Regions from separate parts of the Mus musculus genome. Here region 2 is linked to region 1. Evidence: chromatin loops called from intact Hi-C (ENCODE). Cell type or tissue: left cerebral cortex. All regions are shown on one strand.

What was found. A loop is a pair of places that touch in the nucleus more often than their neighbours do. Peaks named below come from ENCODE experiments on the same cell type or tissue, not always from the same donor. Only the 100,000 strongest peaks of a DNase experiment are listed, where the experiment ranks them.
Region 2: it touches region 1 in a loop (4-fold over the local background); 5 of 42 quality-filtered maps call a loop at or near these places.

The regions. Positions count from the first base shown.
Region 1 is chr7:76,390,690-76,395,689 of GRCm38, reverse strand. All of the region lies in intron 6 of Agbl1 (ATP/GTP binding protein-like 1), which reads right to left. Among named protein-coding and RNA genes, the nearest start is that of Gm30774, 25 kb to the right of the region's middle. In left cerebral cortex, CTCF peaks have their summits at 2,426 and 2,630; DNase peaks (open chromatin) are centred at 2,071, 2,640 and 3,710; H3K4me3 peaks cover 1,105 bases; H3K27ac peaks cover 569 bases.
Region 2 is chr7:75,911,133-75,916,132 of GRCm38, reverse strand. No RefSeq gene overlaps it. Among named protein-coding and RNA genes, the nearest start is that of Klhl25, 65 kb to the right of the region's middle. In left cerebral cortex, a CTCF peak has its summit at 2,023 (motif pointing left); a DNase peak (open chromatin) is centred at 2,013.

The sequences.
Region 1 (5,000 bases):
TGATACAAGTTCTAAAACCTAAAGGGTTTACAACTACACAACCCTGGATGTTAACCCCTGAATGCCCAAACTGAAAACAAAGTAAGTGCACTGAGAGGGGACCGGATTTGCATGCATTTGTTTATCCATTCCTTTGCTTATTCAAATAACTTGCTCTGAGTGCCTGCTGTATAAAATACATTAGAGTTAATGGCTTAAGAAATAAGAATTAATGGAATACAGTCCTCAGGGCTGAGGCTCACTCAGTCTAAAGCAGGGGTCAGCACACTGCCCACAGACTATTTTTATAAAGTTTTATGGGAACATAGCCATAGCTATTCCTTTATGTGTTGCCTATAGCTGCTTCTGCCCTCTCAGGGCAGAGGGAAATAGCTATAATAGAAAGAGTGTGGTCCACAAACTCTCAACTATTTTCTGTTAGCCATTTCACAAAAGAGGCTTCTTGGTGGGAGAGAGGGGAGTTAGGCACTAAAAACAACCATGAGTCAATTTAACTCAATGGACAGATCTTGGGTGACAAATTTAAACAACCTCAATTTAAATTTGAACAAGCCCTATCCCTATACAGCATCAGCTCCTTCAGCCTCTGATGGCAGTAATAATAAACTAGCAGTGACTTTTACCAAAGTTTATTAAGATCCATTGCTCCGCTCCCGCTCCTGGCTCATCACCAGCTTCCATGTTGCTCATTATTTTTAGAGGGTATAGACCAGCCTGCCTCGATAACTATGTCTCTGTAGTTGACCCCAGGGTACCATGAGAGCAGACATTATGATCACTATGTAAACAGTGATATCCACCATATCATGCCCTTATGATGACTGATGCAATTATATCACATGTATACCATCTTCATCATGACTTGGAGACTTTTACACTTTTACAGTCTTTTCGAAGGGACACTTTGACCCAAACTTGCAGGCAAATGTTAGAATAGAGGGGAAGCCCTGGAGATAGAGGTGGTAAAAGATAGTATGCTACCTGTGCATAAGAACTGACCCGACTTAACAGCGGCATGCCAACAATAATGTTTTAGCCAAGTTTTGTGTCAAGCGGGAACATCTTATCAGCGCCATTCACAGCTCTGTTCAGACCCAGGATGGTCACCTCCGAAGAGTTTGACCATCACAGGAAAGGGTTCACTAGCCTACCTTCCTGTCACTGGATAACAACCCCACTGTCCTCAACAACTTAGGTTCAATTCAACTGCTTAATTAGGCCCATTAATTCTAAGAGACTGCAAAATGACTGGACTGGGTCTTGATGGATACAAGACTCTGGCTTTCTCTGGGTCAAATATCACTAGACTATCATTACTATTATTATATTACCATTTATTATTATTATTATTTTACTACTTAGAGAAGTGTGACACACTTTTCCAGCCTCCCACAGAAAGCATCATGTCACTCCATCTTGAAGCTGTAATCGCAAACAACAGGTCAAGCTCCCACACACCCCACGATGATATTCATTCAGAAGTTTCCAAGGCTGATTTCTTCCAGACCCTCAGGAACGTCCCTGGAAACTTCTCAGTGTCTAACAAGAGTTGGAAAGCAAAAGAAAAAAATGAGCTGTTCTTAACTGGGGTCTCAACCTGAGCCCCATTGTGCCTACCAAATATGTGTCATTCACACTTAGGCTTTGGTGATGAAAACGTTAGATTCTGTTGCAAAGAAGCATCAAGCCCCGCCTACAACCCTCCACTTACTGCAAGCCAACCTAAGGCCATGTTTAAGATCGCATAGTCAATCTATGGCTCAGTCCAGGGTTCCTGACTCCTGCTGAAGGTTACCAGAAATATGAAAATCTGACGCTTTGGAAGCAGTCACAACTGAGGTAAAGTTTAGCTTTCCTTGTGCTTTTTGTGGGACTTCAGCAAGTCTTTGTTTTGTGCTAACTACCTCTTCTTGGCATGTAGGACAGGTATAGTACTATGACTATTATGTAAGTGAGGACAAAGAGTTCAATGTAACGTGAGCAAAGTGTCCAGCACGCTATTCATCACCATAGTCACGCTGTGGATGCTGCGGTGGTTGCTCTGGTACAGTCACGCTCTTTCCAACCTCCCCCACTCCCCAGCTCACAGGCAGCTTGCAGTAGCAGTTAATTAAAGATGTCATCAGATTGGGAGAAGGGCCTCTTGCAGAGGGTGCAGAACTAGAAGACTCTTGTCCTCCCAAACCAATTTAGGACCTTTACAAGTTGTCACAAGGGTCTGGGAGACTAGCGACCCTAACAACCAGCGTTGCTGCTGTCAAGCAGAGACAGCTTGCAAAATGCTACTGGGATGTCCCCGCCCTCTGTCAATCCTGCTCAGTCATGCTAACACCACTTGGAAGGCAACAAATTCCATCCGCTGTTCTAACCCCAGGCTCCACTCACCCTGCCTCCTCCCACCTCCCTTAAATAATGGCTGCGCAAATGCCTCTGAGACCATCTTCAGATAATTTCCTTCAAGACATGCAAGCTGCTAACGCTGGGAAGCACAGATAGTGTGCGCTAGCAAATATGGCCAAAATTAGATTAAAATAACCTCCTGATAAACAAATTACTCACCGAAAATAAATATTGGACTAGCAATGGTCGAGATAACTAGAAGAACAGCACCACCACATGGCATGAAGAGGAACTACAGGAACAACTGTCTGCAACTCAGCCCACACTTCCTTGCAGCATCAGGCTGAGGAGGGCAAAGGAGACAACCGGCACAGTTGCAACCTTTTAACTTAAACTTTTTAAAATCACTTATGCACTTATGCAAAGCACGTAAGTATTTGGCAGGCAAGACCGGACTCGAAGCCAAGAAAGTAAAGAGGAATATGCCAAATTGAATGTGGCATGACGTAATAGGAGCCTGTAATCCTTCCAGTTCCTGCTCCTCGCTCCCGGATCTCATGCCCCCATTCATCAGCCTTGCCTGATGCTCACCCTCGAAGCAGCAAACACAGGCTCCTCACACACATGCTGGTGTTTTAGCATCTCTCACCGGGGCCCATTCAAACGTTATGTGGAGTGGACCGTGTGATGTTTCTGACTTAAGTAACACATGGTCTTCCAAGATAATTCTCCTGATACTTAAGCAATATTTACTTAGCTTCCTTTCAACATTTCGTTGTTCCTTCTTTGGGTTAAGTAAACCTAGCCTCTTTAATCTCTTCCTGGTGAAGCATGGGGCTTAGCTCACTGGGAGGAAGAGACTGTCAGGTAAACCCTAAAGCCTGCTGCCTGAATAAATTATTTAAGCCTTCCAGACTTCAGTTACCCCACTTACTGAGACGGGGATTGCGAAATATCCTTTTCGGGCTAAACATACACAGTGTCTGACATGCTAAGAACTCAATAAATGGATATACGTGTCATTTTAAACCAGCATGGTGATGGATGTGGCTTGCCATGCTGCCTTCAAATGAAGCCAACTGCAGCAGTGTGACAAATACAAAAAAAAAAAATCAATATTATTTGAAGGAGATGTTTGACTCATCAGTGAAATACATAATGTATGCTTCCCCAGAAGTCATAGTAGAAAAAAAAAAAGAGAGAGAGAGACAATCGGGTTTGTGAACATACCACAATAACTAAGGCATGGTGGAAAAAGATTCTAGGAAACTGGACTCCTTCCTTATCCAACATCAAATAATTAGGAGAGCCTCTAATGTGGCCTGAGATGAGGTAAGAGCTGCAGTAAGAAGCCCAACCCCTGTGTGGGTGCTCAAAGAATAAAACAGGCACACACATTTATGTGCACATTGCACCATGGCTGGTTCCATTCTGTTTAATGCAGTGATTCACAACCTGTGGGTTGTGCACCCCTTTGCAGGTAGAGGGTTGCATATCAGATATCCTGTTTTTCAGGTATTTACATTATTCATAAGAGTAGTAAAATTACAGTTATGAAGCAGCAATGATATAGTTTTATGGTTGGCGGTCACCACAACATGAGGCACTGTGTTCAAGGGTCACAGCATCAGGAAGGTTGAGCACCACTTTACACTGTAAAGAATTAGCCAGGAACCTTACATTGAACAGTGGCGACAGAGGCTGGTGCTCAGACAAGTGTGCTGAGGGTAAGAAGAGCTGCAGGAGCTGACTATCAGACCTCTTCTACCTACTCCTCCATTTTCTTCTCTGGGAATGAGAGAGACAAGTACGGTCAGTAGTGTCCAAGATGCTCTGGGGCCATATGTTCCTGACAATAACCCTTAACTACCTTTTGGGGCAGCCACGAGAACTAAATTAACAAGGATGCGCTCTCTACTCAGCAAATGAATGGCACATGTTTGACAAAGCATGAGGGCCCATGCCTCCTGTTTCAACAGTCAAGAGGCTGGGGTCCGAGGATCAGGGGTTCAAGTCCAGTTTAGACATAGTAAGTAGTAATCCAGCCTACTCTACAGGGGTAAGGCTAAGTTTAAAAATAAAGAAAATAGAAAAGACTTAGCCATATTTCACAGTGTGCTACAATCCACAACATCATATTGTACATGATAAATATAAACATGACCATAAATTATCAAAAATAAATAATAATAATTTGGTTGGGAAGATGTCAGTGGTTGGTAAATTGCTTACACAAGCCCAATTCAAACCCCAGAAGCCACACAAAAGCATCAGGAATGACCATGAACACACTTGTAATCCCAGTATGGGGGAGGGGGAGACGAGCAGATCCCTGGGCCTCACTGGCCAGCTCTCTAGCCTGCCTTGCAAGCTGCAGGCTGAGTAAGTGACTCTTTCAAAAACCAAGATGGATAACAGCTGAGGAACAACTCCTGAAGTTGATCTCTAGCCTCCATACAAATTTTACTCACACATGTGCACATATATGTGTACACACACACACTGGGAGAGAGAATGAAGAAATACAAGGAAAACTCAAGGTCTTTCAGCCATGAGAGTCTGACCTCCTTTAGTTCATTAGGAAACTGAGGTAGGAAGCATAATGTCTCAGAAACCTAGAGCACCGGACTTGTCAAGCCAGGCCATTTCTCCTGGAGTGG
Region 2 (5,000 bases), 480 kb after region 1:
AGAGGAAATAAAAGTCCCTTCATCTGTGTGTGTGCTCGATTTGATAGAAGCTCCTTCAATGGGGTCATGTCTGACCACACAGGTCTCATGACAGAATAGCAATACTTGCAGATAGAGAGCCCATGAACTAGAGCTATGTAACCTAACAAACCTGGGTTGGAGTTGGAGGCCTGCATCTCATACTCTGGAAGTGTGTGTTGCTGGTCCACGGTTTTACTGAGTGCAGCTTGGATGCCATGAGGTGGTGTTGTAGCCAGCCCCTTCTCTTAGAGACAAGGTCATAGGGACAGGGTAGGGCACCAATGGTACCCAAGGTCTCTGCCTTCCTGCTCCTCAGAAAGACAGTAATTGTGGCTGTGTGGTAAAACACAGAACACAGGAAGTGGTTCCCAGAGACCTTCAGTCTCATCCTCGGTCCTCCTTGAAGAAGCTCGGCAGCTCTGGGCAGGATGTCTGAGCTGCTACCACACACAGTGCAGCATCTTACAGAACAAGAGATGTGAGGATGATGAAACCATGATGGGATGCAGGAGTGCAAGCCTAAGGAACCACAGTGATGCCCAGAGGTTGAAGAGCCACAGGCACCCTCAGGACATCTCACACCAGCATCAGTGACACAGAAAGTCCCCATCCTGCCCAGCTTCAGAGCTGTACTGTGTTCCTACTGTGACCCTCAGTGACCTGGCTGTCCCCAAGGCCTGAGGTTCCCTAAAGGGATAGCAACAGATCAGGTTTTAGGTCTTTCCACTCTTATCTGCCTGTGACTCTGGGCTTAGTCACTCATTTGTTTGTGAGATGGATCCATCTATGCTGCACAGGCAGGCCTTTCAGCCCTGGGCTCAAGGGCTCCTCTTACCTCAGCCTTCCAAGTAGCTGAGATGCCTGACATCTGCCAGGGCTTCTCCATTTGACTCTCCTCTGAGTCCTTCAGGTCTGAAAGGCTCCTGGGACAGAGTGGGCTATTCACACCTCCTGGACAGTGAGAGCCAGGAGACATGGGTTAACTTCCATGAACTCTAAGGTAAATGGAAACCGACATTGGGAAGTCGGTCTTAACAGTGGGACGCTTGGGAATATCTGTGCTGCTGAGGGTTGCGGAGCAACTGGGTCTGTGGAGAAACTCAGGTATGGAGCAGCCCCTGGTTCCACATTTCTATCACTTGTCCTGCCCACCCCATCAGCAGCAAAAACAGTGATGCCTGCCCTGTGTGCACCAAGCTACCTGCTGTCTGAGGGGCTCACGCTGTCCAGCAGAGACGATGGTGGGTCAGAGGAATATAAAACGCATTTGTTCCCCTTCACAAGCTTAAAATTGCATGAAGAGAAAAAAAAGAAAAATTTTCCTTATGGGGTCTTGAGATTTTCCTATAATCCATAAAATTTGAGAATTTATAACTTTGAAGATTAAGAATTAAATTTATAAAAATTTTTTAGTAACAAACAAAATTACAGAATATTGTTTGGGTTTTTACTAGTTTTATAAGTAATGCATGTTTAAGAACAATACACTGAGTCATTCAAGTAACCAAGCATCATTCATTTTTCTCTGATTTGTTAAATATTTGACATCCACATTTCTGTATGAATTCATTTCAATACATTTTTTCATGGTGTTATTTAGAAAACATGACTGATCTTAAAAGAATCAGGAAATGTTACTTATTTATATTTCGGTGATCAATAAATTTAAGCATTTATTATCTAAAAAAAAATTGCATGAAGAGATCGCTTGACACTTTCAATGCAATGAAAATCAGGGTACAGAGAGTTTGGAGCAAGGTTCTCAGACAGACCCTGAGCTCTGTAAGGAGGCGATCCCTGGCTGTGGCAGAAAGGCTTGTGTGATCTGAGGTGGCAGAGAAGGAGATCAACCACAGCAGTGGAAGCAGCTGGGACTGCAGCTGCCATCCCCAGGAAAGTGCAGTTTGTTGAAAGCTGCTGCAGCTGTCTGCAGAGCCTGGGGCACTAAGTGGAGCCACGCCCAAGGAAGGCCGGAGTGAGGAGCGCGACGATGCTGCCCCCTACAGGTCAGCCCAGAACTGTCACAGTCTTGGAGGCTTGATGCAGGGCATCACTCCCTTGCCTGTGCTTGTGGTCTAGGACCCTGTGGGATCTAGCTTGTCCCTGATTTGGAGTGCAAACAAGTACACGTAGGCAGAGTACAACTTCAGGGCCAAGAAAGAATAACTCAGCGCACTGGATGTCTGCTTAAGACGTTCAGCAAGAGGCCCACCATTCTATCTCTATTCCCAAGGCACTAAGGATGCCTTCGCAAGCTACCTTATCTGGAACAAGCCTAGCAGGAAGCACGGCTAAACACAGCCTAAAGCAGGGTCCTGCAAAGGAGCATGCAAACAGGCAAAGTATTACAGGGTACACTTGGCACGTGAGTATCAAGTCATTTATCCTGAAATGTGGTGGTCACCATAGAGCTCACAAATAAGAAAAAAAAAAAAAAAAAAAAAAAAAAAAAAAAAACGATGACTAGAAAGATTTTCAGTTTCCCGGGTCTCTAACGAATGGCAAAGCCAGGCGGTCACTCTAGCTCCTCCCAGGATGGAACAGGACGTCTCAGAACCAACACCTACCCAGGTGCATCCTAATAGTGAAAATAAGCTAGGGCAATTAGAATTCTAATGACTAAAAAGTATGGCTGAAGTTTGGGTGGGTTTTGAGTGTGTAACAACCTACAGTGAAATTACCTACAGTGCCTTAAAACTTTAAGCCTGAGTTGTCCAAGAAGGTTCCAAAGAAAAATGCCTCCAAATCCACCACCCTGATTTCATGTTTGCTCCCATTCCTCTCTGAGTCCATTGTGTTGGATGTTAAATGTCGCTGAGAGAAGATGCTAAATTCTTACTCTAGATCATGGAGGCAAAGATACCTTCCCTGGAAGGCAAAAGAATGTGACCTCCCATCTTTTCCTAATGTGAGATTAATTTTTAAAAAATATAGCATGAGGATCAGTTTAAATAACCAACCTATACAGGGATTTGGAAAGAAGACTACAAATGTTATCAATATTTTATTTATTCACTGGAGTGCTAAACGTCCTGGAACTACATAGCTCATATTTCTTACAGGATTATTAAACATCCCCCAGAATTTCCCTTACAGTCACTTATATTTTGGGTTTATAGCATCCTTCATAATTCTAACATTCTAGCTAACTGAAAGAAATTCGAAGTCTAAACGATATAAAATGTGCACAACCCAAGCTGGATCTGTGAACAATGCCGAATTAGTCTTCGTTACTGTCTTTCTTAATATAATCAGAAACTTGGGAAAGTATATACTAGCAAGAGGCATTGTTAACGGTGCCACTTCAGAGTGGTATCCCAGTGAGGGCTGGGAAATTCTCGTCTCTACCGTGTTCTTCCTGGAAGACTGTTTTGTGTTCAGTGTATCTCATTATTTAAGAAATAATAAAATCTAGTATGCATACATATCTACCATTAAAGCTTTTCAAAACACTTTTTCTTGAGTATTGCACTTTTGGTAGAAACTTTTTCATTTTTTTTTTATATTTAATTTATCTGTGTGACTATGCCCCAAGTGAGTGGCTAGGGGTTACAGGTGACTGTGAGCCACCATGTGCATGCTGGAAGTCAAACCCAGGTGCTCTAGCTGAGCAACAAGTGCTCTTAGCCACTGGGTCATCTCTCCAGCTCCCTGCCTACCATCTAAGCGGATGCTTGTGCATTCTGACGCATGGCCAAGTAAACTGAGCTCCAAAATGAAAGACTATAAGCCCTTGGCCCACCATGCTGTAGAATGCTATTCAGTAACAATATGCTCAGCATATAAAGTAACGAGTTTCATCACAGAACTTTCACGATGTCCTTTCCTGTTCCCACTGGCTCCCTGCTGTCCCTCCTAACCACCTCCCACCCTTGAAGTGATGTTTTCTAAAGAGAACACTGCATTTACAATGTAAAACTCCAGAAAAGAAAGCATGAGGACAGAAAAAAAAGTACAACTCCAAAAGGTTACACACTACATGATCGAAGCTACATAGAAATATATGAAATGACTAAGCTGTAAACGTGGAGAACCCATGGGCCAGGGGCTAAGAGGGCTTCTGTATGGGAAGGACATAAGTGGACAGGGCACTTCCCCTGTATCTTGCAGCATCAATGTCAAAGCCCTAGCTGGAGCATTGTGCTAATTCTTTTGCAAGATATTATCGTTGAGGAAATATGGGTAAAGAAAAAAAATATGCCTGTCTGAATGCTGCCATACTCCTGCCTTGATGATATTGGATTGAACCTCAGAACCTGTAAGCCAGCCCCAATGAAATGTTGTCCTTATAAGAGTTGTCTTGGTCATGGTGTCTGTTCAGAGCAGTAAAACCCTAACTAAGACTGGGATTATTGGCATCACCACCACACCCAACGTCTTACTGATTCTGAGGCATAAACTCTGGTGCTCATGTTCGCAAGCCAAGCCCTTTGCTAACAGAGCGACCTCCTTAGCCCAGTTTCCTGCCTTTGATAATTGTAATGTAGTTTTATGAGAGAATTTTCTTGTTCTTAGTAAAGTGTGATTAAAATAATTAAACACAAGGAGATGTCATATCATACTTTTTTTTAAATGTCACTTAAGCAACTACATACCTTTGAGCCATGCAAGGTGTCCCACTCCCATACCCCCAGCACTTAGGAAACTGAGGCAAGAAGGTGCCCATGACAAGAAGTAGGGGATAGATACCAAGGCACTGTCTCACAAGAGAAAAACTTAAATACCAGAAAAATTACCTGTATCATACAAGAAGGGGCTAACTTTTGGCAGGATGGGAGAAAAATAAATGACAAATTTCATAGTCTTCTAACTTTCCTGTCATTCTGATGTTATTTCAAGATATTTCCATTTTTAAACTATTCTAGAAAATAGCCATAACAGTTACCCAGACTAAACTCCAATGATGGGGTTTTCATTGTAGAATTCTTGTATTGACTCCATCCTCTTCTTCTCTTTCCTCTAAGAGGGCTAAAATCTAA